Linked DNA regions of Mus musculus: regions 1, 3, 4, 5, 6 and 7 are each linked to region 2. Evidence: chromatin loops called from intact Hi-C (ENCODE). Cell type or tissue: heart. All regions are shown on one strand.

What was found. Hi-C counts contacts between places; a loop is a spot of excess contacts. Peaks named below come from ENCODE experiments on the same cell type or tissue, not always from the same donor. Only the 100,000 strongest peaks of a DNase experiment are listed, where the experiment ranks them.
Region 1: it touches region 2 in a loop (2.1-fold over the local background); 7 of 42 quality-filtered maps call a loop at or near these places.
Region 3: a loop joins it to region 2, with 3 times the contacts of the local background. A loop is called at or near these places in 19 of 42 quality-filtered maps.
Region 4: a loop joins it to region 2, with 4 times the contacts of the local background. A loop is called at or near these places in 21 of 42 quality-filtered maps.
Region 5: a loop joins it to region 2, with 2.0 times the contacts of the local background. A loop is called at or near these places in 6 of 42 quality-filtered maps.
Region 6: it touches region 2 in a loop (6-fold over the local background); 9 of 42 quality-filtered maps call a loop at or near these places.
Region 7: a loop joins it to region 2, with 3 times the contacts of the local background. A loop is called at or near these places in 14 of 42 quality-filtered maps.

Annotation. Positions count from the first base shown.
Region 1 is chr6:54,875,794-54,879,793 of GRCm38, reverse strand. Znrf2 (zinc and ring finger 2) reads right to left here. Exons shown (of 5, transcript NM_199143.2): 3 at 1,340-1,445. Among named protein-coding and RNA genes, the nearest start is that of Znrf2, 61 kb to the right of the region's middle. In heart, no CTCF peak of the experiment used is centred here; no DNase peak of the experiment used is centred here; H3K4me3 peaks cover 355 bases.
Region 2 is chr6:54,814,415-54,818,414 of GRCm38, reverse strand. Znrf2 (zinc and ring finger 2) reads right to left here and starts at 1,499. Exons shown (of 5, transcript NM_199143.2): 1 at 943-1,499. The coding sequence starts at 1,399. In heart, CTCF peaks have their summits at 750 and 1,597; DNase peaks (open chromatin) are centred at 914 and 1,804; H3K4me3 peaks cover 2,423 bases; H3K27ac peaks cover 2,477 bases.
Region 3 is chr6:54,703,244-54,707,243 of GRCm38, reverse strand. It overlaps Mturn (maturin, neural progenitor differentiation regulator homolog (Xenopus)), which reads right to left. Exons shown (of 3, transcript NM_001289740.1): 3 at 3,389-4,000. Among named protein-coding and RNA genes, the nearest start is that of Mturn, 24 kb to the right of the region's middle. In heart, a CTCF peak has its summit at 1,804 (motif pointing left); a DNase peak (open chromatin) is centred at 1,673; H3K4me3 peaks cover 689 bases; H3K27ac peaks cover 642 bases; H3K27me3 peaks cover 1,755 bases.
Region 4 is chr6:54,990,429-54,994,428 of GRCm38, reverse strand. Ggct (gamma-glutamyl cyclotransferase) reads left to right here and starts at 1,562. Exons shown (of 4, transcript NM_026637.3): 1 at 1,562-1,734. The coding sequence starts at 1,594. RefSeq lists a cis regulatory region at 1,328-1,337 and an enhancer at 1,318-1,347. In heart, CTCF peaks have their summits at 1,290 and 1,592 (motif pointing right); a DNase peak (open chromatin) is centred at 1,458; H3K4me3 peaks cover 1,534 bases; H3K27ac peaks cover 1,152 bases.
Region 5 is chr6:54,885,882-54,889,881 of GRCm38, reverse strand. Znrf2 (zinc and ring finger 2) reads right to left here. Exons shown (of 5, transcript NM_199143.2): 5 at 1-1,426. Among named protein-coding and RNA genes, the nearest start is that of Znrf2, 71 kb to the right of the region's middle. In heart, no CTCF peak of the experiment used is centred here; no DNase peak of the experiment used is centred here; H3K27ac peaks cover 2 bases.
Region 6 is chr6:54,972,346-54,976,345 of GRCm38, reverse strand. It overlaps Nod1 (nucleotide-binding oligomerization domain containing 1), which reads left to right and starts at 3,734. Exons shown (of 12, transcript NM_172729.3): 1 at 3,734-4,000. Gm24230 (a small nucleolar RNA gene) reads right to left here and starts at 1,695; the gene lies at 1,567-1,695. In heart, CTCF peaks have their summits at 1,663 (motif pointing left) and 3,278; DNase peaks (open chromatin) are centred at 535, 1,605, 3,275 and 3,825; H3K4me3 peaks cover 929 bases; H3K27ac peaks cover 437 bases; H3K27me3 peaks cover 668 bases.
Region 7 is chr6:54,593,487-54,597,486 of GRCm38, reverse strand. It overlaps Plekha8 (pleckstrin homology domain containing, family A (phosphoinositide binding specific) member 8), which reads right to left and starts at 2,376. Exons shown (of 14, transcript NM_001164361.1): 1 at 2,016-2,376. The coding sequence starts at 2,055. It also overlaps a transcript of Fkbp14 not described here. In heart, a CTCF peak has its summit at 2,302; a DNase peak (open chromatin) is centred at 2,276; H3K4me3 peaks cover 2,363 bases; H3K27ac peaks cover 1,815 bases.

The DNA of each region.
Region 1 (4,000 bases), 61 kb before region 2:
AGCTATCCTATGCTATACCGTTAGATTCTATCTGCAAAACTAAAGTCAAAACTTGGCAAGCCGCGACTGTTCAACTTTTTTATATCTTAACTCATTTATTTTTTAGTCAGGAATTTTTAAAAATAATCAAGATAGCTTATATCAAGCGAGATAAGCAAGAAGAGTTTTCCGTATTTAACACTGCATAGTCACTCTAGTCTAGGCAGTGCTCCCCGTGTTGGTTGACTTCATGAGATTTTAGCACTCATTGTTTATTTAGTTATCAATTGCCTAGATATATGGCTCTTTCCCCTTTTAACTCTGCATTCATCTGTACCTTTAAAGCATGTTTCTTATCAATATCACATTCTACTATTTCACCACCTGTAGTTTATTCTTACAGATATAATGACTGCTTGGCTTGGATTGGATTTTTGTGTCTCCGTTTTGTCTTGTTCACTCTGCTTTCTCCATGTTGCAACAGCCCCCACTTTTAAGTAAACCTCCACTTTATTCTTCCCCTTGGTTCCAATGCTACAACTTCCTATTTTTCTTTTAAAATTTAAATATATTTTATCACTTCTTTTAATTATGAGTATGCATGTAGGTATGTGCATGTGAGTACTAGTGCCCTCTGGGGCCAGAGGTGTTGGGTCCTTCCACCTATAGCCTCTCCCAAGGCCGGAGTTGCAGGTGCTTGTGAGGTCCTTGACATGGGTCCTGGGAATTAAAATGACCAAGATGTGCTCTCAATCCCTGAGCCAACTCTCTAGGCCTTAATTTTCTATTCTCTTTGCAGTTAAATAGTGGTTGTTTTTGCAACAGAGTCTCACTGCTAGGCCTGGAACTCAGCATGTAGACCAGGCTGGCAGAGAACTCAGAGACCCACCTGCCTCATCCTCTTGAGTGCTGGAACTGAACAAGAGCCTTGCCATACCTGGCTTTGTTTTTCAAGCTAATATTGGTCCTATATTACTCTGAAGCAAGAAAAATGTATGTACAACAAGCTGGGATCTCAGCTTGCCATTTGGTTGAAATACAAACCTGGAGACAGTCCAACTGTCTTATTTCCCAGTTGTAATTTGAAGTGGCTGCTACACAGACACCTGCTGACCAAGCTGAAAAACACTTGCAGAACACTAAGTGGCTTAAAAATGGCAGCCACTTAGGTACAACAGATGCATGTTCAAATTTGATCTGAGCAGAGGAGAGAAAGGGAGGTGGAGCATTATTAAGATCCTAAGTTGAACAGAAGAGTTTGCATGAAGAAGAAACCTTTTAGCCCTAACTACAATGCTTGAACTAAGAAAATAATCATTTTACTGTGATATCAACTTAGTTAAAGGCCTACCACGCTTACCCTTTATGATATATACACAGGCAAGGCAGCCGTGCTATGGTGTCCCCCTGCTGCAGTTCTTCAAGGCATATTGCACATTCCCCCGTATCTTTACTCAGCACATCCTCTGTGGAGAGAGAAAGAACTCAGTACAGCAAAACTAGCCATCAAACTGAAAAATCAAAAGACAAAACCTCAACCCACCAATGAATGGCATACTACACCTCCCCAACTGCATAAAACTCAGCACCTACACCTGAAGTCCTGCTGACGATGACTGAGTGCTCTTCACTTCTCCTTCTGGACATCTTACACTCCCGGTCCACAGAGGCATAAATAAGAGTAAGCACGGACACACTACCATAGCTCTCAACTTGCACAAGATTCTGATCCAAAGTCAACAACTCAGTTATGTGTAATTTGAAATTCATAATCTTTCCCCATGTGTCAACATTAGTTTAGTGTCTAAGACAGTTCGAAAAAATTTAGTGTAGTATGGCTAAGAAGACATGAATATAAAATAACCATTCTAAGTTTTTTTGTTTTTTAATTAAAGAAAACAAAAAGAAACAATGCCCTACAGGAAACTGCTAAAAAAGCTGCTTATCTTAAAAAAAAAAAAAAAAGCAGATAACAAAAGAAGAGAAACTCTTCATAGCCTTTCCCATCAACAATGGCATGGCAAACCCAGACAGCGATCTAAGTGGTTTCCAGACAGTGCTGAAGGAACTGTAAAAACTCCACGATGCTTACCAACACAAGGGAAAACCAGATGTTCCTTTAAAAAAATTCAGAAATTGTAATTTAAGCCCCACTACTGTTCTATGTATGTATGTATGTATGTATGAATGAGACAGGGTCTTACTATGTAGCCATGGCTGGCCCAGAGTCACTATGTACACCAGGCTGGCTTCAAATGCATAGAGACCACCCCCCCACCCCCCCCCCCCCCCCGCCTCTGCCTCCTGAGAACAGGGAATGAAAGTATACACCACTACTCCAGCTTAATGTTCTATATTAATGTTTAAAGGAACCCTGGTTGAACTTGCATGTTACATATCCTTTGTGTTCCGCTGAAAACCGAGCCGGGCATGGTGGCGCACGTCTTTAATCCCAGCACACAGGAGGCAGAGGTAGGAGGATTTCTGAGTTCGAGGCCAGCCTGGTCTACAAAGTGAGTTCCAGGACAGCCAGGGCTATACAGAGAAACCCTGTCTCGAAAAACCAAAAAAAAAAAAAAAAAAAACCGAAAAAAACCAAACTAAAATAAAACAAAAAACCGCTGAAAACCTAAAGCATGCCATCACTGTAGAGTATGAATAGAAACTTTAGAGACTATGTAGCTCCCCTCAATGATTCATTCTGATGCAGCAGACTGATGGAGAATACAAGCCTGGTAATGAACAACTTTCTCAGCACAAGCTAAGACAGATCATGACCAGCAGCTAACACAGAGATAAGAACACGTGTCACAGCATTCCCTTCAGGTTCCTGCGCTGCACTGTTTCCTATGGAGCAGAGGGGCGGGCCACTGTCATCAGCTGTCGCTGGACCCGAGCTATTCTCTTCCTGTTTCCTCCCTACTTTGGAATTCTCTTCTAGCTCCACCTCCCCCTTTCTTCTCCACTGAAGCCTGAGTGTTTGGCCTGTCATTCAGGGACCCAGGTAACAGACAGGTAAGAGGAAGAGCAAAACATGATGTGCTTCATCCCCAGCACTGCGGAACTGAGAAAACCACTTAATAAAGATTTCTAATTCTTAAAAATTAAACTATATTTCTACCACGTAGATTTTACCTGCAAAAATAAAACCAATTTAAACCTAATAAAGATGTGAATGAATTTTCTAATAAACTTCAAAACTGAAGCACTACTTTTTTAGAGTTTTCAAAATAGTTTTTATTTTATTTTATTATTTTCTTTATTTACATTTCAAATGTTAACTCCTTTCCTAGTTTCCTCTCCGAAAAACCCCTATTCTTTCCCCCTTCCCCTACTCCCCAAACCACCCACTCCAGCTCCCTTACCCTGGCAGTCCCCTATACTGGGGCATAGAACCTTCACAGATCCAAGGGCCTCTCCTCTCATTGATGACCGACTAGCCATGCTCTGGTACATATGCAGCTGGAGCCATGAGTCCCACCATGTGTTTTCTTTGGTTGGTGGTTTAGTCCCAGGGAGCTCTGGAGATATTGATTTGATTGTTGTTCCTCCTATGGGGCTGCAAACCCCTTCAGCTTCTTGGGTTCTTTCTCTAGCTCCTCCATTGGGGACCCTGTGCTCAGTCCAATGGATGGCTGTGAGTATCCACTTCTTTATTTGTCAGGCACTGGCAGAGGCCCTTAGGAGACAGCTGTATCAGGCTCCTATCAGCAAGCTCTGTTGGAAGCACTACTTTCTACCATACATGATTGTGAGATGTATCACAGTTTTATGTACCAATGAGAAAAAACACCTCCATAAATTATGACACGTAATGCCAGCCCACAGGAAGCTTTAGGCAGGTGTACTGAAAGTTCACAGTTACCCTGAGTTATACAGAGTGACCCTGTCTCAAAAGAAAAGCAAACAAAACTGCAGCACACGCCCATCCTAAAACACACCAGTCTCCTCTAGCTGAGGGACAGTGCACTCAGGGTTCAGAAGACACTGACTGGCCCTCAACCTCACTCATCATGATGAG
Region 2 (4,000 bases):
TGAATAAAAGGGTTTTTAAAACTGAAGGGATGATCCGGGCGTGGTCGCACACACGCCTTTAATCCCAGCACTTGGGAGGCAGAGGCAAGTGGATCTCTGAGTTCGAGGCCAGTCTGGTCTACAGAGTGAGTTCCAGGACAGCCAAGGCTACACAGAGAAAACCTGACTCAAAAAAATACACAAACAAACAAACAAATAAAAAACCTGAAGGGATATAGTTTACATCATTCTGTGCTTACGTGTAAATGTATAATACCAGTCTCATACCGAAAGGAGGTGGCAATATGCGGCTAAGTTCACATTTTCAGGATCAACTGCACCCTTTCTCCTGTTTCAAACAACTTAATTAAAAGCACATCACTGATCTCTAAATTGTTCCTTAACTCTAGTGAACACCGCTCTTCGAAAGACCTTGCCCAATTACTGCCTCTATAGGTAGAGTTGTGATCATTATAAAGATTATCTCTTTAAATAACTGTTCTTGAACTTTTCCACAATCCGCTTCAAACTAAGCAGTAGTGACATTAGCCACACTGTAAAAGTAGCAGTTTCGGGGGTTATGAAGCAACACTTTGCATTAACACATTTAACCAGAAAACAAGTATCCAGTAAGTAGGCAGGGCTATTTACAGAGACGCAAGGATCACAGCTTTGTTAGGAGTCTATCCAAAGGAGAGATAACTTCCTTTTTTCAAACACTCAAACATCCACGTGAGTCCCTTCTGGCTTTGGGCCTTTAAAACTGCTCGCCCTTCAGCTCCGGGGCAGAACTACACTCAGCCACTGATCTCCCCTGACTTCCTGGTACTAAAAGCTACAACCACGAGGCTGTTTCGTCAGTTTGTTTTAAAACAATACTTCTTCCATTCACCGCGTTGCAAGGAGGGAGTGGGGGGTGCGCTTCCCTAGCTGGGGAGCCGCTGCCAGGGCAGGGAGCCGTACCTCCAAACAAGTGCGGGGAGAGGTGGGCCGGGAGCGAGCCGATCACCAGACGCGGCCCGCCAGGGCCCCCGCCCGCCGGCCGGTCCCGGTCCCTAGCGCCGACGCTGTCCTCTGGGCTGCTGTGCACTGAGTCCTGTGAGCCGTACGGGCCGCCGCCGCCGCCAGCGCTGGGGATGCTGAAGGCCGACTGCGCCGCGCGGCCGCCCGACGCGCTGCCCACCGCCCCGCCGAGCGAGCGGCTACGGGGCGCTGCCGGGGCCGAGGCCGCCGCCGCCGCTGCAGCCGCCGCGCCGGCCGAGGCGCTGGGCTGCTGCGCGCCGGACACCGGGGCCGCGAAACGGGCCGCCCGAGCGCCGTCCGCCCCGCCGCCGCCGCTGCCGGTCCCGGAGGGCAGGTCCGAGCCCGAGTAGGCACGGGTGCGGCCGTTGGCGGCGGGGCCGCTCTGCTTGGCGCCCATGTCCGCGCCGCCCCGGGCCGCGAGCGAGCGAGCGAGCGAGCAAGCGAGAGAGGCGGGACGCAGCTCGCGGCTGCCGCTCAGGTAGCCGTGCGGACGCGGTCGCTGCCGGGCCGCCGCGACGGGCCGCTGCCGCTTGCTGCCGCGCTTCGCGGCCTCCGCACCGCCTCCTCCCGGGCGGCCGCTGTCACCGCCGCCATCCTCCGGCTCCCCGGCGGCTCGGAGAGTGGGAGGCGCCCGGCCGGATTGGGGGCCGCCTCCCTGCGCGCCAGCCGCTTGCAACGGGAAAGAGGAACGGGCGGCGCGCGCCCCGGCAACCGTCGCCTCGCGGCCGGCACTGGAGGAGCGGCGGCCGAATCGAGGCAAAGCGCAGAGATTGGGTCCCGCTGCTCTAGCTCTGCCCTACAACTAGGCCGACCCGCCCAGGCCCCGCCCAGCATGTGGTGATGGACAGACCGGTGGCTCCGCCCTCCAGGAGACTCCCCCACCACCAATCAGAAGGCGGCCCCTCCTGCCGCACGTGGCCTGTGAGCGCTGAAGAAAACCAAGTGCACCTTTTCCTGGCTAGGGCGTTCGTGGCAGTATCCCGTGTCTGGAGCTTTGAGTGGGTAGATAATGACCTTCGTTGGTATTGTATACACTGATTAAGCAAACAACAGTCTCAGCAATGAAGACGATTTAAAACAAAAAACAGTACAGGAGCGAAGGACAGAACGAAACAAGGGGAAGGCTGAAGCCAACTTGATCAGAATTATGCTAGGGGAAGGGAAGAGCAAAAAATTGGAAGAACGAACGATAATCCAGCTTGACCTTCAAAGGCAGAGCAAAAACTGAGGTGCAGAGACTATCTTCTCCCGAGATCCAGCCTTCGGGCCTAACACCAAGCCAAATTATGCAGGCTGTAAATTGTTTTACCTTTTTGGACTTTAGCTTCCTTGCCCAGAATGTTTGAGTTAAATCTCCAGAGCGATAGTAGCTTTAAAATCTTGTGGGTTTCTCTAAATGGAACTTAACAGGATTCTAAATGCCTTCCTGTGTGTGGTGCTTGGTCTAGCAGGCTCTGACCCTCCCATTTGGCGGGTACTGGTAGCATTGTCTATGTGCAAGTGTGTTTGTACAAACTGCAAAAATGCACTGTCGCTGTTTTACGCTTTTGTATTTGTGGTGAGTCATTTAAGTAGTGATTCTAGACATTCTTTCAGAAGATAAGGGAATGGAGGGTTGTTTGTTTGTTTGTTTGTTTGTTTTTAATTTGTGTGTGTGTGTGTATAAATGTTTTGCCTGCATGTAAGTTCCCCACGTGTGCCTGGTGCCCAGACTGAAGATCAGACGAAGGTATTCAATCCCTTGGAACTGTAGTTATAGTTAGATGTCACATGGCTGTGCAGGGAATCAAACCCAGTTCCTCTGCAAGAACAGCTAGTGCTCCTAACCGCTGAGCCATCGCTTCAGCCACAAGTTGGACTTTGTAAATAGGAGAAATGAGGCTTTATGAACAGGCTGGCCTGTAGTGCCCAGCTTCTGGAGAGAATGAATCGTGAGGATCACTTGAACCTTAGAATTCAAGGTCAGCCTAAGAAACAGCAAAAACCAGTCTCAATGAGAAGAGGGAGAAAGAAAGAAGAAAAAGAGGAAGAAGGGAGAAGAATATGAGGAAGAAATGTAGTTTTACATATATATGTTTATATATGTGCATAGTGCGTGATATATAGTTACTCTGAGCTTTCATATGATATATCCTCTGAGCTTTCATATGATATATCCTGTATTACATCATGTGGTCAAATGCCTTTTCCTGCAGATGTTACCAGTCACCCCATTCCTAGGACTGAAGACAGTGCTGTGCAACAATGGCTTCATAGCTCTCATTAAGGTGTTCATTAGACACTCAACAGACTATGGCAGTATAGTAGCTTTTCAGTGAAAGAGTGCATTCATGTTTTCCTGTCATATTAAAATCACTCTTTTATTTTAAAAAAAGGGTTTTTACTTTTTATTTATTTGTATATATGTATGTACGTGTGTATGTATGTATGTGGCTACCTCAAGCTATGGCCTCATGTGGTGTCAGAGGACAACTCACAGGAGTTCTTCTTCCTTGTAGGTTCTGGGGGATTGCTGCCTTTACTTGCTTGAGCCACCACGCTGTCCCTAAAATGATTCTTGAAAGTCACTCGTACCCTTACATTATTGCTCTTTGACAGCAGCAGTGTGGAGGAGATTCTTCTCTGTCCTTTCCTTGGTCTGCTTCTCTTAGGGCCTTCTCCTCTCTCTCCAGATAGTAATCCTATGAAGACTGTGTTTTATTACCAAGCAGCTGGGACTTCACTTACAATCTGTAGCTTTGTCACACCCCACCAGTTCTTCACACGTAAGAAACTTGTTCTTAGGTGTGCTCTTAAGTGTTCCTTAAGACAGCATTCTTCCTCTGGTACCTCCATTGGTTCTTTAATGAGAAGCAATGGACAGGAATCAAGACAGGATTGTAAACACACGCCAGAGTAGTATGGTCTAGCTAGGATTAGACCTTGATTCTATTCAGTGATGACTTTGGGACTGGGGCAATCCAAGCCCTTTGCCTTAGCTAAGCCTGTTTGTTGTCAA
Region 3 (4,000 bases), 110 kb after region 2:
GGAGGGCAGCCTTGTCTCCCTGCTTCTGTACTTTGGCTGAGGGGTTGGATCTCTGCTGCACAAATGTTCAGGGGAGTTGGAGGGAAGGCTCTCCATCAGGAAGAAAGGCAATAAGCACCTGCATGTCCCAGTGAAGGGCCATGAGGAGGACAGAGGGAAGGCAAGCAGGCTGTTTCCTTAGCCTTGACCAGGCCTAAGCATTCTCTTCAAAGCCCTTTCTTCTAGCTGCTTGCTAGTCTGTGCCAGGGCCTGAAGATTGGAAACTTTATTTTCATGTTGTCCAGCAGCAGACCTAATCTCTGGTCAAGGGCAGGGCAAGGATGAAACATTGTCAACATTCCATCCGGTGCTCAGGCCCTGCAGAGCTGATGAAAAGGACACTGTCCCATTCCCACCCCCTCATCCAGTCATGCTTAGAATGAAGGCAGAACCCACCTTACTGGGGAGAGTGGAGTAGTGGGCAGAGCTTCAGAGCTTCAGAGCCTCAGGGCCAGGTGGCCTGGATCTGAAAGTCAGTCCTTATGCACTTAGATCTGTGTGATGTTGTGAAAATTGCTTAATTGCTCGATGCCTCTGTTTCGTCATCTTGAAAAAGACAGTAGACAGACAGACAGACAGACAGACAGACACACACACACACACACACATCCCTACCCAAAAACTATTGAGAAAAGGAACGAAATTAAAAGAAACTTAGGATGTAACAATCCCAGCATTGGGCAAGCTGTGGAGACTTAAGTGTCCAAGGCCTTTGGCTACAAGGCTAGCTGAAAGCCAGGCTGAGCTATGTGAGACCCTGTATTTTTTTTTTTAAACAGAAACAAAAATGGTTTAGTGTGTAATAGGCGCATACAGCTAGAGTCTACTCACTTAGCACTGTTTAATTCATGAGAACAAGGACTGGAAAGTCACCAGGCTATTCTGGAACTAGGAACTACACCATGCAGTCTACACTCATTAGGATCAAAAAGCCATTGTCTTGAAATCTAATCAGTCAAGTCAAGTTACTAAGCTACAAAGTGTTAAAATGTTTTACTGGGGAGTCTGGGGAATATTTTCATGTTTCTGTCACTATCCTTTCTCCATGTTTGTGTCCTGGGTGTATTCCAGTCCCTGCCAAAGAGCCATATTCAATGACGTTTGACTGTGGTGTAGGTTATGTTTCCTTGGGAGGCAGGAACAAGGAAAACCTAAACAGACCAGACAACAGAAAAGGGGAGAAAACATTCCTGTGGAAGCTTCCGGGGGACTCCAGACGCCCACTTCCTTTTAGGACTGGAGACATGTCCTGTGAAACCTGAGGCATCCCTGCCTGAAGCTCTGCACCTTATGCTTGGAGTCCTGGTGTCCAGCAGTTTAGTCAGCCACGCCCATCTGATCCTTCCTCATCTGTCTCGCCCGCAGGCTCTACACAACCTGTCTTAGGTTCTCCTCCAAGCCCATGGACAGCGGCAGTGTAGGCACAGTAGCAAATCCCACAGGCTGACCAGCAGCAGAAAGTGTCCTGAGCTGAGTCTGCCCAGTACAAGATGTAAGCCAGCTGTTGTTTCAGCTGTCAATCGGCAGACCGTTTGATACACGGTCGAGGGAGCGCAGAGATAGATCAGAAAGACAGGGCAGAAAATAACTGGAGTCAGAGATTAGCAGGCTGCACTGAAGAATCACATTTTCGTCTCTTGTGCTCTGGGTGCCAACTGCCTTTCTGCCCCACCCTGGCTGGTTGCTCCCTGGGGCTGTACCAGTTAGGAGGGTGTGTGGCCTCTGCTTTAGGAAGTCCTTTGTTTATACTGTGCTGACCTCTAGAGGCTTCCAATTAAAAGACATCCCGGAGGACCCACATCACTTTGGCATCTACATCCACTTTGGGGCTGTTTCCCTAGAAAACAAAATGCTAGGTTCTTTTCACACTTCTTCTTTGGCTGCTAATCATAGCTTGCCCATTTTATTTTTATTTTTATTTTTATTTTTTATTTTTAAAACGGCACTGTTTTCCATTCCAAAAAAGGGGCAAGGTGCTTTAGAGACTCGGAGGGGCTTTGTGCCTCTTAGGGTATCAAAAGGAAAAGTATCAGCTGGTTCCAGGAGCATTTCAACCCTGCTTCCAAGCTACCAGACGGCTAATCCTGACAAACAAAGGAATACTTGGTCGACTAACTCAGCAGGACTCTGGGCTAGATACCCAGCCTTGGAGTCTCCAAATACTGGGGTGTGGGTTGTTTTTCCCTCATGTTGTGAATCCACCCATGTGTGCTCAGCAAGCCCTGAGGATATTGAGGTACCCACCACACCTGGCTGACTTCACAATGGAAACAAGAGTGTTTATTACGCTAGGAACCCCGTCCTACCATCTTTGCTGCAGTTTGAATCCTGTGATTTACTATAAAGAGAAGGGGTATTCGGCAAGGCAGGAGGACACCTCCAAGCGTTTGAGCTAATACACAGCTGTGGATCTTCCCTGGAAAGGGGATCCTGGGAAAGCATGGCCGGCGGGTCACCATCACTGCTTTATGGGACCTTGTGGCACTCCCTCCTCTACAGCAGGGCTGTGCAGGTGTTCTACTGATGCTCCTCCCCCAAGGGAAATCAGAAATGAGGTCCCCACGCTTACTCTTACCCATGAGAAATCAAAAGGATGGTGGGAAGCTGGGGGAGGGGGCGGTGGTGAGTAGCGCCATACAGACTGTCAAGGAGGGACCTGTCTAGGCCAGAACCTTCCTCCTGCCAGATGATTTCAGAGATTAAGGGCGGAGAGAGGAGAGATGAGTAAGGCCGAGCCTGTGTGATCAAGTCATAGAAACAGGAATTTTCTCATGATAAAAATCTGTCTCCATGGCCCTTCTGGAGCCAGTTTTTGACCAGAGGACCTTAGAATGTGCACACACAGCTTTCCTCTGGACTTGGAATCTTCGGTCAAGACCAAGGACCTCCAATGACATTAAACACCACAGCCTCAAGCTGGGGCTGCTAAGCCGTTTTCGAGTTTAGAGACCCCCTCACTGGAAGCGAGAGACTGGATCTTTAAATAAAGAATGAGACTTGGCTGTCAGCTTTCAGGGCTCCTTCTGACATGCCTTTGTCTAGTGAATCAAGGCAGCTGAGAGCAAGGTGCCGAGTGCAGGATAGAGATTGTTAATTGTGGCACAAAGCATTCCTCACTAGGTTTGCAGAAAGAAACTCTCCCATATGAAACCAGTACTAGTTTAAAGGGAGGTGACAAATTGCTAAACACTAGCCAGAGAGCATTTAGTTCCCAAACGCGTGAATTACCAATCTTCAATCCCACCTTTGATGTAACGGCTCCCTCCCGCCCCAGTGCCCTGGCTTTTCCTTTATAAATCACACACAGTGTTCTGTAACCCGAATCTGTGAAAAGAGTAAAGACGACAAATAGCACCAGGGCTGGAAGGCTCTTTAATAGCAAGCGTATGGTAATTACATCCTTGGATGTGGTCCTTGCTCTCATGGGAGGGAGGAGGAAGCAGATGGGACAAGGTGCAGAGAGAATTTACACAGTTCCCTCTGAAGCATCTAACAAAGGACACAGTTTTTGGCAACCCATTTCACAGTTTGTCATTTACAAGAGAGCTCTCTGAAAGGAAATACAGACTCAAAGAAAGCACACACATCACACAGGAAAAACTCACTGTCTAAAAATAAAAATAAAAAACAGAAACAAACAACAAAGTCCCTTGCTTTTGTTCCTTCTGATTTGCTTCTCTGGAGAAATCTCACTTGTACACAAATAAGCACTGGTCTGAAAGCTGGGTTCGGATTTGCCCAGCACTGAATATTTATTTTAGTGCCTTTTAGACAGCTGGCATGTGTATAGAGCGTTGGTCTCTGCCAGTTCAAAAGGTTCTGGTTAAGGTAGAACCTTGAGATACAAAAAGGAAAGCCCAGGGAAAGGTTGTTTATGAAGCGCACACTGTCAGCTTTCCCCCAATACCAGACGACTTGAACACAGTCCTAATCAAACTGGACGTGAATTCCTATGTAGCTT
Region 4 (4,000 bases), 180 kb before region 2:
ATCCTTTGTAAATTGTAGTTCACAGATGTGGGGGCTTCGTGTTGCTTCATGTTGTTGTTATTATTGTTGTTGTTGTTTTTCAAAACAAGGTTTCTCTGTATAACAGCCCTGGCTATCTTGGAACTTACTCTCTAGGCCAGGCTGGCCTTGAACTCACAGAGAACTGCCTGCCTCTGCCTCTCGAGTGATGGTATTAAAGGTGCAGTCCACAATGCCCAGCTTCATGTTGCTTTCTGACTGTGTCAGGATAGTCTTCTTTTATTGGTGACCAGATTGACTGGCTATCAGGTGAGAGAGGTCAGGTTTCCCAAATAATCATGGTCTTCCTGTCCAATGACTAGCAGTGAGCCTTGGGGGATAACTGAGACTCTATAAACATCCCTGTGACCTGATGCTCCTGACGGGAAGTTTGGTTGCACCAGAGACAGATGTTCTAATCCCAGTACCCCCATTTCCTGCATTTAGCCAGTATACTTTTTTTTAAAAAAGCAAAGAATTGCTTCCTCATCAGCTATTTGGTTTTCAAAAATACAGTTGGTACTAGAAAGGCAGAACACTCATTTTCTTAAATACCCACTTTTTAAAAGTGATGAAGTGTTAGCCACTGATGGCATGGCAATATGGTTCTCTTCTCTGTTTTAATTTGGTTTACTTCCTGAAGGGAATGACATACATTTAGGGATCATTTTAGAGTTTCCAGTCGTTCTGCTCCTTAAGTTGTTCTCGCTTTGTCTAGTGAATGGTCTTTTAGGAATGACCTTGTTCATCTTGGGGTTCTCATTTTCTGGATTATTGTTCTTTCAAGAGGTAATTTTCACTCCCAGCTTTGACCTAAGATTCAGTCATTTCTCCAGGAATTCTGGCACCTGTCAGTGTGGAGTTGAATTTAGATTAATTTCTGAGGGCCAACGGCAGTCATTGCTCTAGACCTTCAGTTTGCTCTCCTATCTTCATTTCAAGAGCAACAACATGGGTGTTTTGTGTCGTTCTATTTTAAAAAGAGGAAATAGATTGCAACGATGAACAGAGTCAACTGGCTAGCAAATGGCATGTCCGGATCTGAACGTGGGAGAAAGACTACCCTGGTATGCAGTGAGGCAACTTCAGGTAGTGATCCTAAGAAAACTTGTAGGATCAGCCTTCCCATTCCAGGAAGGCTGAGGCAGGAGAACTGCCGCAAGATCCAGGCTAGGCCGACAGCAATTTGAGACTTGTCTCCTCTATACCAGGCGCAGAGCCTACCGCACCACTGGTTGACCTGGGCAATCGCCGCCAGGTGGGGAAAACACAGTCGCCAGTAGCCACTCTCGGGCTGTCCGTTAGACTCGCCAATCAGCGGCGCCTCAGGCAGGGGGCCGTACATCCGAGGGATGCATCCAATAGAAAAGCGACGTCAGTGGGCGGGAGGAGCTGTAGACAGGCCAATCCTGGTAGTTAGCTCACGCCGGCAAGCCGGCAGCCAATCCTCAGCGCGCTCTCTGTGCGGCTCCGCCCGCCGCTCTGCACTACCGCGTGGGTGGCGGCGCACTGCTCTTTTTAGCAGCGCTAGTCCGGCTTCTCTGTGCTTGACGCTGCTGGCGTGGATAAGTGGACATGGCGAGCTCCGACTGTGAGGGCCATGCGGGCCAGGAGGGGGAGACATTCCTGTACTTCGCCTACGGCAGCAATCTCCTGACCGAGAGGATCCACCTGCGAAACCCCTCGGCCGTGTTCTGCTGCGTGGCGCGCCTGCAGGTCAGTGCCGTTGTGCGGGCGACCTGGAGAGCGGGCTAGCTGCGACTCCTGCCGGGAACCTCTAGCCACCGTCGGAGTTCGCAACCCTCCACTGGCTGCCCTTTTCCACCGGTTATGAGCATCCCGTAAGATGCCTTTAATAGGTGCTTCTTAGTCGAGAACTAGCTGCTTTCTGTCCTGTGCGTACCTTATCTATCCCACAGTTCTGTGAAATTCTGCCTGTCCTTTCCTTCGGATCTTAGCGTCCTGGCCTTGAGACCTGGAACCGTGTCTTCAATACTGATAGCAATGTTCGTTCCCTCAGTAGAGTAGCCCAATAAGCTTTTAACTGTGATAAAATGTGTTCTTGACCATAGTTCATTTCCTCTTTAATACGTATTCTTCTGGCACTCAGTGCTGGGGTTACAAGGATGACTGAGCAGCCTAGCTATTTGGAGGACCTTTCTGGTGTACAATCTGATTGTGTGTAGGGCCCTTAATAATTTTAGCCAACTTTGATAACCTTGTCAATTCTTGATTTCAGGCAACAGAAACCAGCTGATTTCAGAAAGGAGAATGGGGAGGGGTGTTGGAAGGCTGTTAGAGAGCTCATGGATTCACCTGAAAGATTGAGTAAACAGGTGGACTACTGTGTGTGTGTGTGTGTGTGTGTGTGTGTGTGTGTGTGTGTGTGTGTGTGTGTGTGTGTATACACAACCAGCATTACAGGAGAGGGCCATCCCTGCTCTGGAAACTGGCCACACCTTTCCTCAACTAGTAAGCACAATATGGAACTGACTCCTGACTGCTGCTTTGCCACAGTTCTGCAATTCCTGAAGCCTAGAGTGGAGTCCCTAATGATCTTAAACACCAGCACTAATTGAGAGCCCCTGCGAGGTGCCCTGATTGGCTAAATCTCACCATGAATCCACGTCCTTACTTAGCAAGCAAGATGATCTGATAACTAGCTCCTAGCCTTTCAAGTTTCAGAAGTGGGAGTCACGCTCTGTACTCTATCTAAAACTCCAAAGAGTGTAGGATTGGAGTTCAAGTACGTGAAGTACAGGAAAGAAATACCACATAAATGATAAATTATAGCTGTGGTTAGCCTTAAAAGAGGACTTGCAAGGTGCAACAGAATATATGACCAGAGGACCTGACCTAGGTGCTCAGGAAAGCCTTCCTGGATATAACTTTTAAGCTGAGACCTGAAGGGAGATGAGGAGAGCAAAAAACTGTCAGGGAGGGTAGCTTGTTCAAAGGACAGGAGATAAAGGAAGTGGTTGGAGTCTACAGGGAGATGTGGCATGAGGGCTGGAAAGATAAGAAAGTGTCATATCCTAACATGACCACAGAGAACTTTGGACAGTCTGTTGCATGCTGTGAGTGGAGTGTCTTACAGGATGAAAGCAGACGATGAGATTTATGTATTTGAAAGCTCATTCTGGTTACTCTGCAAATAGGGCAAGTTATTGGAAGCCCAGTTACGATCTTGCCACATTCATGTCAGAGATAATGCCACCATGATCTAATAGGGTGGTGACAGGGAAGGTAGAGTAATACTCAGAAGATAACATCATAAGGCTTGATGATTGTGTGTCTGTGTCTGTGTGTGTAGGGAAGGTATATCAAATATGACACAGTTTTTGAACAACCAAGTAGGTGATGGTGATAATGTTCACAGAGGAGAATCAGGTTTGGCGGTAAAAATTATAAACTAACTTTGTACTAAATTAAGTTTAAGATGCTTTCCAGACAAGCACATGAACAGTAAATATTTGTGAACATTGGCAAAGAGATGAAGAGATCAGCCCTAACTGTGTGCTCGTCCCAGATCTAAGAGCTTTTGAGCCTCAGAATAGAGATGTGGGATGGTTTTAAAGGTAGCTGAAGCATCCGATGGTATTGGAAGCTGCTGGAGGTAGTGGGACTATTCTGGGCACCTGGATAAATTCAAAAAAGGCCTAAGCTGAATCCCAAGAAACCCAGACATTTCAAAATGGGGAGTAGAGGTGGGATTGGCAGAGATGAGGAGATCAGGTCAACCCTAAATCAGAAGAAAGAGCTGATCTGGACTGGTAGCTACCTACGTTACACACGAGCATTGAGCCATTGAAGCGGACGGAATGACACAGCCTGCTGCCTTTAGCAGGAGGCTGCCAGTCTCTGGTGTGGATTTGATCAGATCTCCTGATACTGGAATATCCAGTTTGCTGCGTGAAGCGCCTTGTCGTGTGGATCAGTGTTTTCCCTGAAGTATCAACCAAGGTTTCTGAGCAAACATAGG
Region 5 (4,000 bases), 71 kb before region 2:
ACAGCGCAGCACAGCAGGACAGCAGGGCTGTGTCCCCCCCAGAGACTAAAGGTGAACTCTACTTCTTGACATTTTGATAGTTATTTAAAAAGACATTCACTGTTGCAGCCCTGATAGCTCTCTTCCAGTATTCTTAACCATTAGATGTATTTTTGGGGAATATTTATTCACATAATTTTGCTTAATACAGTTCTTTCTACAAAGACTGAATTTAAAAGTATCCACAACATTTTCAATTACAGTAACAACACATTAATAAATTATAAATTAACAAAAATCTTTATATTTGCTTAAAAAATCATTTATCAAATGCTAACTTCCAGATTATCTGGAAAACTAAAGATGCAAGTTGCTAGAAATCTGGCATCCCAATTAAATTCTGATTTTTAAAAGTATATAAAATGTCCCTCAGATTACTCCAAGTCCCACTGCAGAAGTGTTTATTTCACCCTTTTCAGAAGGTCTGATGTTTTACAACTTGCTAAACATTTTACCCAAACATAGGGAAACCTCCTGGAAATGCAAAGCACAATGAAGTAATTACAGAAAGACAAAAGACACCTGCTAGGACAGAGTCACTGTGGCCCCGGAGCGGGGACCAGCAAAACTTTTCAAAGTTGCATAGCTGCTGCAAGATGGTCACTGCTAACAAGCTATTGCACAGTTTCCTTTTAGAAGAAACAATGGATTTCAGAAACTGCAGTTGAGTAGACAGCTCTACATGTAATGAACTAAATGTAATTATGTACCTTGATTTACTCTTTGGATGACACTTTTATATATTAACCTTTAATTCATACTATCGGAGTTTAGCTTTCCAACCCAGAAACCTACTTTTCATACATGGGGGTAGGGGGAGGTGGGGCCTGGAAGTGGAAGAACTTCAATTATACTCTCCATTCACAGAATATTATACTGCTTTGATTACATTTTCTTGGTTCATGTTGAAGACTTTGTAAGAAAGAAATTGTGTGGTTTTCAAGTTAAGAATAGGTGAATGCAGAAACATTATGTTCAGGAAAATAAAAAGTCCCCAAACTAAAAAACAAAACAAAACAAACAAACAAAAAAAAAACCCCAACCAACAAACAAACCAAAACCAAACACATTAAAACAGCAGCTCTAAGAACTTACTAAAAAGGAAATCAACTTTGAAATGAGTTAACTTTGGCGTCTGAATACAAAACATTTATCAGTGTCATCTACGCAGTGACTGGTACAGGCTGTGCAGCATTTTCAAAATCCCTGTGTGTCCCTTATATGCAAGTTTGGTTCGCTGAGTTCTGTGGTTCTTCCTGTCCTTCTCTGGACCCAAGTGTCCCAGAACTCAGATCCTGGCTGAATAAGCCTGCAGCTCTCATTTTCTTCCAGAGACAGATCTTCAAATCTTCTAGATTTCTCAAGCATCTTGTAAAGACAAGAAAACCTGTATAAAAATAAATTACTCTAAGTCATGGTCAATATCAGTAATGCAAATGAAATACAATATCCACTTCCCCATGAACAGTGCTTTATCACAGTAGCCTTTCACACCTCCCCTTTTACTGCTTCAGAAATTTATAAAACTATTCTGTAGAACAAAGCAAGAAACAGAATGATCAGTTAAAGTTTAACATAGTCTAAAAAAAGAATCAGCAAAACTTAAGTCACTCCTTTTCCACAATAAATGTTGAGAACTAAGTATACACATGTACACATGTACATACACCCGCTCAAACTTAAAACCACCTCCTCAAATAAAAACAGTAAGCAGCTTCATAATTAATTAAGACTATTGGGTAAGTAAATTCTTATGCTGTAAATATAATGTGGGGTCTCACTACTTAAGAACTAAGATGTTAAGAACACAGAGATGTTGTCTGAGGTTAACAGAAAGATGCCGGTGACTATGAGATGGGAAGTGTTCCAAAACTCTCATAAGCTTTCTGTGACACTAACAAAAAAAGTTTAGTGATGAGACCATGAACAAAAAGCCTAGGTCTGCTGTGGTCTCAGTGTCTCCTAATCTCCAACACAGCAGCATCAGGGCCCATCAGGGCCACTGGCCACTCTTGTGCCATCCAAGGATACTCAAGGAACAGTCATCAAAGACACTGTCCTCTGGCACCTTGATCTAGGACATTCTCCTGTACAGAGCTGTGATTCTGTTCATCAGCCCTTTAAGGTACTTTGTGAGGCCACCTTCAATGTGCTAGTACAGACTAAAAGAAAATAACTTATCTGCAGGTTAAAGGTTTAGGGATATATTTGGTATACTAACCACTAAGTTAAAAATACCTCCCCCTTTCAATATAGCTCAGGCTGACCTGGAACTTCTGCCACCTTGCCCAGCAAAACTCTCATTTTATTAGCACTGATTTTCAGTATATCTCTTAAAATGCTTCAGTAATTTTCCATAACCGTGTTGACCCAGACACAGGGCAACACTTGACAGCATTTCAAAGCATCCTCCTCATTCAGAAAACATTTTTTTTCAGGCTGGGGATTCAGCTCAGTGGCTTGGAGCCATCTGGCCAGCACACGTAAAACACAGGTTCAAGCTCTAAAACCACCACAAAAACCTCCATCAGGGCTGTGGATGCACCTCAGTGTAACTGCTGGCATGTATAAGACTAAGGGTTTGACTCCCAATATCATCAAACCAAACAATAAAATCTCTACCTTTCTAATAGTGAAAGAAATGCACTGATGTGCATGTGCCCAGTACACCATGCCCCACTGCTCAGCACCAGAAGAAATCTTACTACCCCATTTCTACTTAGGGTCCTTCTAGGTTCCCAGGTGATGGTCTTTCCATGCCCCAGGCCCCCAGTGCCTCTGCTTTTCACAGGGAGCCAGCTGTAGTCCTCACTTCTGTATCTGTTAACTTTTAAAATGATCCTCATAACTTCAAGGCTAAAGAGCAAGAGCTACTAGTTACATCATTTATTTATTGTCTGGGGCGGGGGAGACGGGGGGAGGGGGGACCACACACGTGTGTGGAGGCAGAGAACACGATGTGGGAATTGGTTCTCTCCTACTATTCGGGTCCAGGTTTTCAGGCTTGGTGAGTCACCTAAACCCCGCTCACTGCCTTTGGTTATCGCTGCTGGGATGAAATACCATGACCAAAAGCAATTTGGGGAAGAAATAGTTTATTTGGCTTATACATAAGTCCACATCACTGTTCATCATCAAAAAAAGTCAGGACAGGAACTCAAACAGGGCAGGGACCTGGAGGCAGGAGCTGATGCAGAGGCCATAGAGGGGTACAGCTTACTGGCTTGCTCAGTCTGCTTTCTTATGGAACCCAGGACCGCCTGCATAGGAATGGCCTCTCCCACTGTGAGCTGGACCCTCTTGGATCAATCACTAATTAAGAAAGTGCCCTGCAGGCTTGTATACAGCCTGATCTTCTGAAGGCATTTTCTCAATCAAAGTTCCCTTCTTCCTGTTGACCTCAGCTTGTGTCAAACTGACACAGTCAGGACCTTGCTCAAACTGAGCGGAAGTGTGAGGATGGCGGCAACAGAACCTCAGAACACTGCCGCCCTCCAGTCGCAGTCACAGTTCAGCCCTCTACTGCTGGCTGCAGTCTCTCTACTGCGCCTTCTCCGGCCTCTGAAGTACTCAGACTAGTTAAATGCTTCAGACTTAAAAATGGCCATTAAGTTATTAATCTTATTTTTTCCCTCCATCCTAAATGATATCTTCTATAAATTACCTTATGGGATATAAAGAAAGAGATAGTTATGGGTTTATCTTTAATTCACTAAGCATTAATAAACTAAGTCAGCAGAACAAAACTGTGATGTTTGGCTTATTAGAAGCACAAACATTTCACAACATATTAAGGATGGGAAGGAGACTGGTTAGTCGCATGAAGCAGCTTTTGAAAGGAACTGCCACCTAATCTCAGTCAGCAGCATCAGAACACATGGGTTCAAATTAGCACCAACAGACTGTGTGCCCTCAACAAGTCAACTTTCCCAAGCACGCTAACATCCTTATCTGTGTAACA
Region 6 (4,000 bases), 160 kb before region 2:
CTTTGTGAATTTCACATCCATGGACCCCAAACCCACTCATCTCCCTCTCTCCTAATACCTGCCCTCCACCGTTGCAACTTTCCCCCAAGAGAGGAAAAAAAAATCTCACTCTGGAAGCTTTAGTGTGTCACAGTGTGTCACAGTAAACCCTTTTGTCCACACTTCTTTGCTTTCAAATGGACTCATGAGTCCTTGGTCTGCTTTGAGGCCTCTGGCTTCTTCTACACCATCAATACTGGAACCTCACTGAGATTCCTCTTGGATACCTTGCCCTGTGTCATGGAGATCGTGTAGTTTTGGATCTGTAGGACCAGCCCCTTTATGGATTCCGCAGTTCTTCAATGGGATAGATTTTGGGGTGTGCCAATTCAAAGCTCTGGATCTGGGCCTGAGAGGTAGATGAGCTGGTCAGCCCTCCAGTTCTGCACCCACACCACTGGAGTGAGCTCCTCTGCCTCGCCTTGGATGGGCCACCCAATGCTGTCACAAGCAAGGGGCTGAGCCAGCTCTCCTGCTCTCATGCCCTCTTGGCTGGCTCAACCACACTCACACCATCAGGGCCAGCTCTCTTGTGCTGCCAAGGCAGGGTGCAGGGCCCACTTTCCCAAGGGCTGTAGCAGGGGAGGGATGAGGCCAATTCTCCCACTCTCATAACCCAGGGGCCAGCACCCCTGCTTGACATAGGTGGCAAGGGGTGAGAGTGGGGGAAGGCATCTCTCCCTGGTCCTTGTCACCATGTGGCAGACAAATTACCAACCAGCTCTCTCACATTCACACCCTCTGGGCCCACTCACCCACCCATAATTCCCTAATCCAGGGTTGGCTCTACTGTGCTTCTTGGGCAATGTGACGAGTTGTGACGGTGGGGGCAATGTCGAAGCTCTTCTAAGTGCTGGCTAGGGGAGGGGTCAGCTCTCCTAATCTCACCCCCACCCCCACCAACTCTCCCATTATGCTCAAGCAAGGGGTGGGGCCTTTGGTGGTAACATACCCTCTGCTGCTGCAGAGCCATGGATCCAGACATGGCCTCCAGTGGCATCACCAGCCAGGACCTCACCATGGTCCCAGGTCCCAGGTCCCAGGTCCCAGGTCCCAGGTCCCAGGTCCCAGGTCCTAGCTACTCACATCAGGTTGTTCCTCACTACCCTCCAGTCTCCAGTTCTGCCTCTCTTCATTGTGCACACATCCTTCTGCTTCTCTTTCTCTTCCGTTTCTCCACCACTTACGTGCTCTTCTTGGTGGTGTCCAGGGTCTCTGTGTGTCTGGGGTCATCTCAGCAGTGGTCTCAGGAGTGCTATGTCCTGCCTGTGCATTATGATACTAGGCATGGGTTGTCTCAGGCATGGTCTGCCCCTCTCCCCTCCAGGCCTGCTTGGTGCCCGACTGGTGGCCATCTTGGACTTGCTCTTTGCCCAGGCCGGACCACATGTCTCCATAGGAGGGTTGTTTATCTGGTGCCCACAGTTCCAGGGTCCCACGCAGAGTTCGTCCAGTCTTTGGCTCACTCCTCACCCTAGGACCCATCTGGGCCTTTGCAACACTAGACTGGTGGTCATCTCAGGCTCACGTGTTAGGCTAGTAATCCTTCAGTTCACAGATCAGAACACTGAGCATAGACATAGCCTCTCTCTTCTCTGCCACCTACTGACTCCCATGTGACACAGCAGCCACACCAGCAGTGCCTCTAGGGGCAGGGTAGCTGCCAATTTTTAAAATCTAGGAATTGGCAGAGTTCAAACTCAACTCCAAATGTATGACCCATCGAAGTAAAATGAGTAAGCTGGACTTCATAAAATGAAAGGGCAGGCAGGGGGCTCAGGCATATAGCTTGGTTGCTAACCGTCCTTGCCTGGCATGCCCTGAGTTTGGTTCATGGTGTCTGCCCATGCTGGCATAGGTTTTCAATCCCAGCTCTTGGAAGGAGATGCTTAAGGTCATCTTTGGCAATATAGTGAGTTTTAGGACAGCTGAAAGCCTGTCAGAGAGAGAGGGAGAGGGAGAGGGAGAGGGAGAGGGAGAGGGAGAGAGAGAGGGAGAGGGAGAGGGAGAGGGAGAGGGAGAGGGAGAGGGAGAAAAAGAGAAGCAGGGAAAGAAGAAGAAAGAAAAGGCAAATAATTGGAGAAAATATTTACAAGCCACACTCTCAACACACAACATTTAGGTGAATGAACAAGAGACACACAGACATTTTTTCCTCAAGAGAAGATACAGGTGGCATGTAGACAAACGTGAAAAGTCCACGTCATCAGCAAGCTAAAACCACAGCAGTGTCTCACGAGGGCAATACAACTATCCAAATGGCCAAGATGGAATGGGACAGCACCAGAAGCTGGTGATATGCTATGAAGCAGTCACTTAGCTGGTCAACGGTGGAAATGCTAAATGGTTTAGCTATTTCAGAAGATAGATGAATAGGCATTTGAGAAATTGATGCCAAAGGCTGAAAATAGCCCAAAAAGGTAAGCAGTATTTCAAAAAGCTACAGGAACATGTGCTTCGGAATACTGCCCAAGGAAAATAATTAAAGGGGAATCACTATTGATACAAGCAATGGTCTCGGTGAATCCTCTTAGGATTATACTAAATGAAAACAAAATAGCAAAATACTAGAGCCAGTAGGACTGTTCAGTGGGTAAAGGTGCCTGCTACCAAGTCGGAATTCAATTATGCCCCAAAGCCACATGGTGGAAAGAGAAAACCAAGCCCTGCCATTGTTCTATGATCCCCACATGTGCATCATAATATGTATGTACTCATACACCCAAACACACACAAATGTAATACAGAATTTTAAAATGTTATTCCAAAGTGCAGCCTGATTCCATCTATTTTAAAAGTCTTGATACATTTCTAGCAATGCGAACAAGTTTGTGGTTGCCAGAGGCTGAGCACAGGGTGGGACGGTGAACAAGGTTGCTTGGGGTGGACCTGTTCTGTATCTTGACTCTATTAGTAGTCTGTTTTCTGCTTACCATAGCTTTTTTTGTGTTGTAGCTCTTCAAGACTGGGGCAAATTGAGTTACAGGTACATGAATCTGCATTATTTCCTCCAGTTATTTATTAATTTACAAATATCCCAAAATAAAAAGTCCAAAATAACAAGTAAGGAACAGCTGTCCCCAAAAATGTAAATAATAGTCTAAGCAAAAAGCAGAAGGCTAAGAATGAACAGTGCCCTGCAGGTGCACAGTACGGTTGTTCTGGCTCCGTCTTAGCACATCAGGCTCTTAGAATCAAAGTTTTCCTTTCAGTCACTTAGCTGCAGCACTGCAGCACACTGCAGGAGGAGGGAGGCCTTCACGCATGCAAGAACACAGTTCTTGCAGTTTCGGTTTTGCTTTTCTCAGAGGGTCAACTTCATGCGAGTTTTCATAACCATGACTACATGTGGCCAAAAATCTCAAAGCACTTTTGTTTAACTGTCAAAAACGTTTAAAAATATTTATTCGGACGGTTTATTAACATGTTAATTCCTTTACGTAATTCCTTACAGTAAAGGAAAAGGCTCTAGAATATTCGTGGTCAAGAGAAGACTTAACGACAGAGGAGGAGAAAGTCTCCGTCTCTGAAAGTAGATCAAACTGAATCTTATTTTGATCTTAGTTTGCTTAGTTTAACAGCCTTTCTGCCCGGGTCCCGGCATTGGTTGTGGTTACAGGCGCTGGGTGGCACTCTCAGGGGGCGGGCCTTGGCTCTCCGCGGCCGTGGCAGAGCTGGCACGACGAGTTCCCAGGGTGTCACCCCTGGGCGAACTGCGAGGCCTGCCCACTCCCACTGCGCAGTGGCCGCTCGTCCGATGCAGTGTGCGGCGGCTCCTTCCCGGGAAACGAGACAGGGGGGCAGCGCTACGGATGGTCCCCGCCTCCTCCGCCCGCTCCGCCCTGTTCCCTCCCCGGAGCCCACCCGAGCCCAGGCGCGGCCGGCCGTAGACACAGCCAGCTCCTGATCCCGGACCGCGAGCGGTAGCGCCCTCCCTCCCAGCTGTTGTCCCGCCCGATCC
Region 7 (4,000 bases), 220 kb after region 2:
GCAGAGGACTTGTGCAAGCTCAAGCCAGACACAATCCCAGCATCGGGGAGGGAGGGAGGGAGGTATGAAATCCCAGCACTGGCTGAGGAACTCCTGGCAGCTGATAGTTGCTGGGAGAGCAAGTGCCAGTTTTCTTTAATGGTATGATCCTTAGCGGGCCCCACTCCCAAGAGTCTCTGAGCATCATTAGCTGCAGGAGATGGAGGAGAAAGAGGAGGAGCAGGAGGACGACTTCAAGGTGAGTAGGGAGTGAGGGTGGAAAGGGTGGCTATGGGAAGAGGGATGAACATGAGCAAAAGGAGCTGTGCGACATTCTCAGAGAACTCGGAAAATATTATTCTAAAGGCAAAGGCTTTCCATCTAAGTTCATCATTCACTCTCCGACAGCAAAGGAGAGCAGAGGGAACCCATGTGATCTTCCTAAGCTAGTGCCATTCTCTTCCAAAGTAAGGCCGTGTTGAATGAAAGCCAATGTGCCAACCGACCCTCAATTTTAAGCAGAGTAGTCTATCCAGAAAAGTAGTCAGCGGTGTGACAGCCTTCAGCCTTCATGGAACAGTGAGTGACACACAAGCCAAAGGAAAAGCAGCGAAGGCTCCAATGCCTTTAGGGCTTTGCCCAGAAGCCACTCAACAGTACTGTCCGTTCTTACTTAGGGAAGAAAAGAGTTGACTCTTACCATCAAACAGATGGCAGGGGCATCACAGAAGATAGATCCACAGAGACAGCTAGAAAAATGTTGGTGCAATGAAGGATACAGAAGACTGTGGGGAGAGGGCATTTTACTACCAAAAGTTTCCACACAGAAAGGGGAGGGAAAGGAAGACGGAAATGATTAAGGTGGGGCAGGAGAAGAAAGTGATTTGTGTGTGTCCGGGCTAGGGTTCAGAGGAGGACAGTAAAGGGTGAAGTTGACTCAAGGGTTTACAATTAAGATACACACCTACTTCTCAGCATTTAGGACAGCATTGGGAGAATGGCACCGTCAAGCCTTCTCTTAAACAACATGCTAATCGGCTTCCAGTATTCAAGGACCTGCAGGCCAGCTTTGAGTTCTTCCTGTATAACCTAATCTCTCTGCTGACATCAGTGGAGATCCTTGAAGTGAAGGCCAGGTCTTAAGGAAAACCTTCTCATCAGACCCTCGGGTAGAGATTTTAAAAAAAATGAATTAACTGTGCTAACTACTATACTACTTGGAGATTCCAGGTACATGCTGACAGGTGTACTTCTGCCTGTACTGGGCTGTGACTTCCTCAAAGTTACTCTGCCAGATCTTCACAAGCCATACACACCTGTCCTTACTACAGAACTGCCCCACCAAAGGATGGGGAAACCCTAGCTCTAGTTGGTAAGATTTCTAGTTTCTGCATCCCCACTGACACGTTAAATGTTAACCCATTTTCCCTAACAAAAAAGTTTAACTTTAAAACGCACCCAGCACTGTTCATATAGCATAGTACTTATAAAATACTGGCTGCTTGGATGAAAATAATGTTCGTTGAGAATCATCTTCAAAGCTGAGGAATAGTTCTAACTTCTGGATAGTTGGAAAGTGCTTCCAAGAGCTAGAAAGGGGGCAGGGTGCTATTTTAAGCCATTGTGCTGGGCAAGACAAGGACACCGTTGTTAATATCTGCATTCATTTTTATGACAGAGTTCTGAAACAAAAGAAATGTTCGGAGAGAAAAGGCCGATCGCCAGCGTACACTTCAGGGCTTAGGGCTGCGGTGCTAGAGTTCCACTACCTCGGTCGGCAGGGGGATGACCCTGAAGGTGCCTAGGGAGATCGACTGCGTGGAGACTCTGGAATCCAGGGGTTGGTGGCACTCGGCACCCTGCAGCTGGGCTGCGCGGCCCAAGCGAGGCCGCCCCCCACCCAATTCGCGAGATTGAGGTGGACCCCGCAGCGGACCCAGGCTGCCGGCTTCACCCGGTACCCAACTCTCCATCCGGGCCGCGAGCCGGCGGAGGGTGCCGCCTGGCGCACCGCACCCACGGAAGCCGGCACTCACCGCTCAGGTAGTTGGTCCACTTGTACAGCACGCCCTCCATGGCACCCGCGGGCCCCTCGTCGCCCCGGCCCGCCGCGGGGACGCCGGGCCGGCCTCACATCCTGGGCCCGGGGGCGGGGTCACCGCGACAGCCTGGGAGCACCAGCTCCGGGTCCCGGGGGCTGCGCCTGCGCCTGGCGCAGTCGGTGTGGACGCCGCAGAGCGGCCGCCAGAGAGAGGCGAGGGAGGCGCGGGAGGCGCGGCCCCTGTGGCGGCGGTCGCGGGCGCCTTCCTGCGGCCACTGAGCCCACAGCGCCCGCCCCGGCGCGCTCGCGCATGCTCACTGCGCTGTGCGCACGCTACCAAATCCACGCCAGGGTTTGGCCACTGCGCGGAGGGGCTGACCGGTGGGCGGGGCTCCGATGCGCACGCGGGTGGCAGGTCACCCATGGGGGTCTAGGCTCCAGGGATCCAGCTTTTAATGACAAGTTTGTCAGTGGAGGAGGATGCGGGCTGAGACCCGGAATCCTCGGATGAGGCTAGTCTGTAGTTTCCGGATGCACTTCTGTGTAAGGCGCTGTTCAAACTGCCGGCCTCTTGACTGGAAGCTTGGTCTCTGGACCGCAGACATTGACTTCACCTGGGCTTCTGTTAAAAAAAAAAAAAAAATCTCTCGGGGGTTCCAGACCTTTTGGATTAAAAATCGGCACTTTTACAAGCTCTCCAAGGGGAATTTCTAAGTACATGAAAGTATGAAAATGCACTGTTGTCAGGATTTTTATCCAAGAAAAGTGTCTATCACAGGTTAGATGGAAGGTGAATGTTGAGAAGAAGCACAACACAACCAAATGTTAGTGTTATAGAAATATGCTCTCAAGGGCTAAAGTGCAGGCATTTTTTCCCTTAGTGTAAGGTTGACAGGTTTAATAAATAATATATCACTTAGTTGGTTATTTGCCTGACTGCACACCTCAATGCCCTGTTTTTGTTGTTGTTTTGTTTGTGTTTTGTTGTTGTTTTAATCTCTTTTGGTGATTTCTAGTTTCTTCTCAGATTGCAGCAATGGACTACATCTGAAATGAGGGCAGCCGTTTAGAACTTTAAGCTGTATAATTGTTAAAACAAGTGCTCTCTCTCTCTCTCTCTCTCTCTCTCTCTCTCTCTCCGTCCTTAAGTATTATCTACTCACCACCAAGGTCACATAAGTGACGAATTATTAGCAGTCACTCATTGACAGCGATGTTTGTAGAATGAAATCAAGCCAAGTCTTAAGGTGGAGTGCCAATTCTTTTCGGCCAAGTGAACTTAAGCAGGGCACTAACTTCTAACCTAATTTTTTTTTTAAACTAGCTTCTCTCCGGGCTAGTTTTTTGCAACTTGATGCAGGCTAGAGTAATTTGGAACGAGGATCTCCGAACCATAAGATTTACCTGTAGGCAAGTCTCTACTGCTTTTTCTTAAATACTGATTGATGTGGAAGGGTCCAGTTCACTGAGAGTGGTGCCACCCTTGGTCAGGTGATCCTAGGTGCTATTAAAAAAAAAAAAAAAAAGCAGGCTGAGCAAGCCAGTAAGCAGCACTCCTCTATGGCCTCTCTACATCAGCTCTTGCTTCCTGATTACTGTTTTGAGTTCCTACCCTGCCTTCCCTGGATAATGGACTATGATATAGAAGTGTAATAGGTAAAAATCCTTTCCTCCCCAACTTGCTATTAGTCATGATGCTTTAACCCAAGAATGGAAACCCTAAGACACTGTCTAAATGGGGGGGGGGGGGGGAGTGGGTGGGTGGGAATAGCCACGTTAAGTTAGTGAGGATCTTGCACCAGAGTGTGCTTTGCGAACCTTAAAGCATCCTAGTAGGTCCTTAGAGTTTCTGTTCTAAATTAGTAACCATAGTTCTGAGCCTTTATTTGTGGCATCTTGAAGAAGGCTGCTTCTCAGTGTCTGGTCTTTCCAAAAACCCGAGTGTCACCTGGCTCCAGACTCCGCAGCTGGAATACTTCA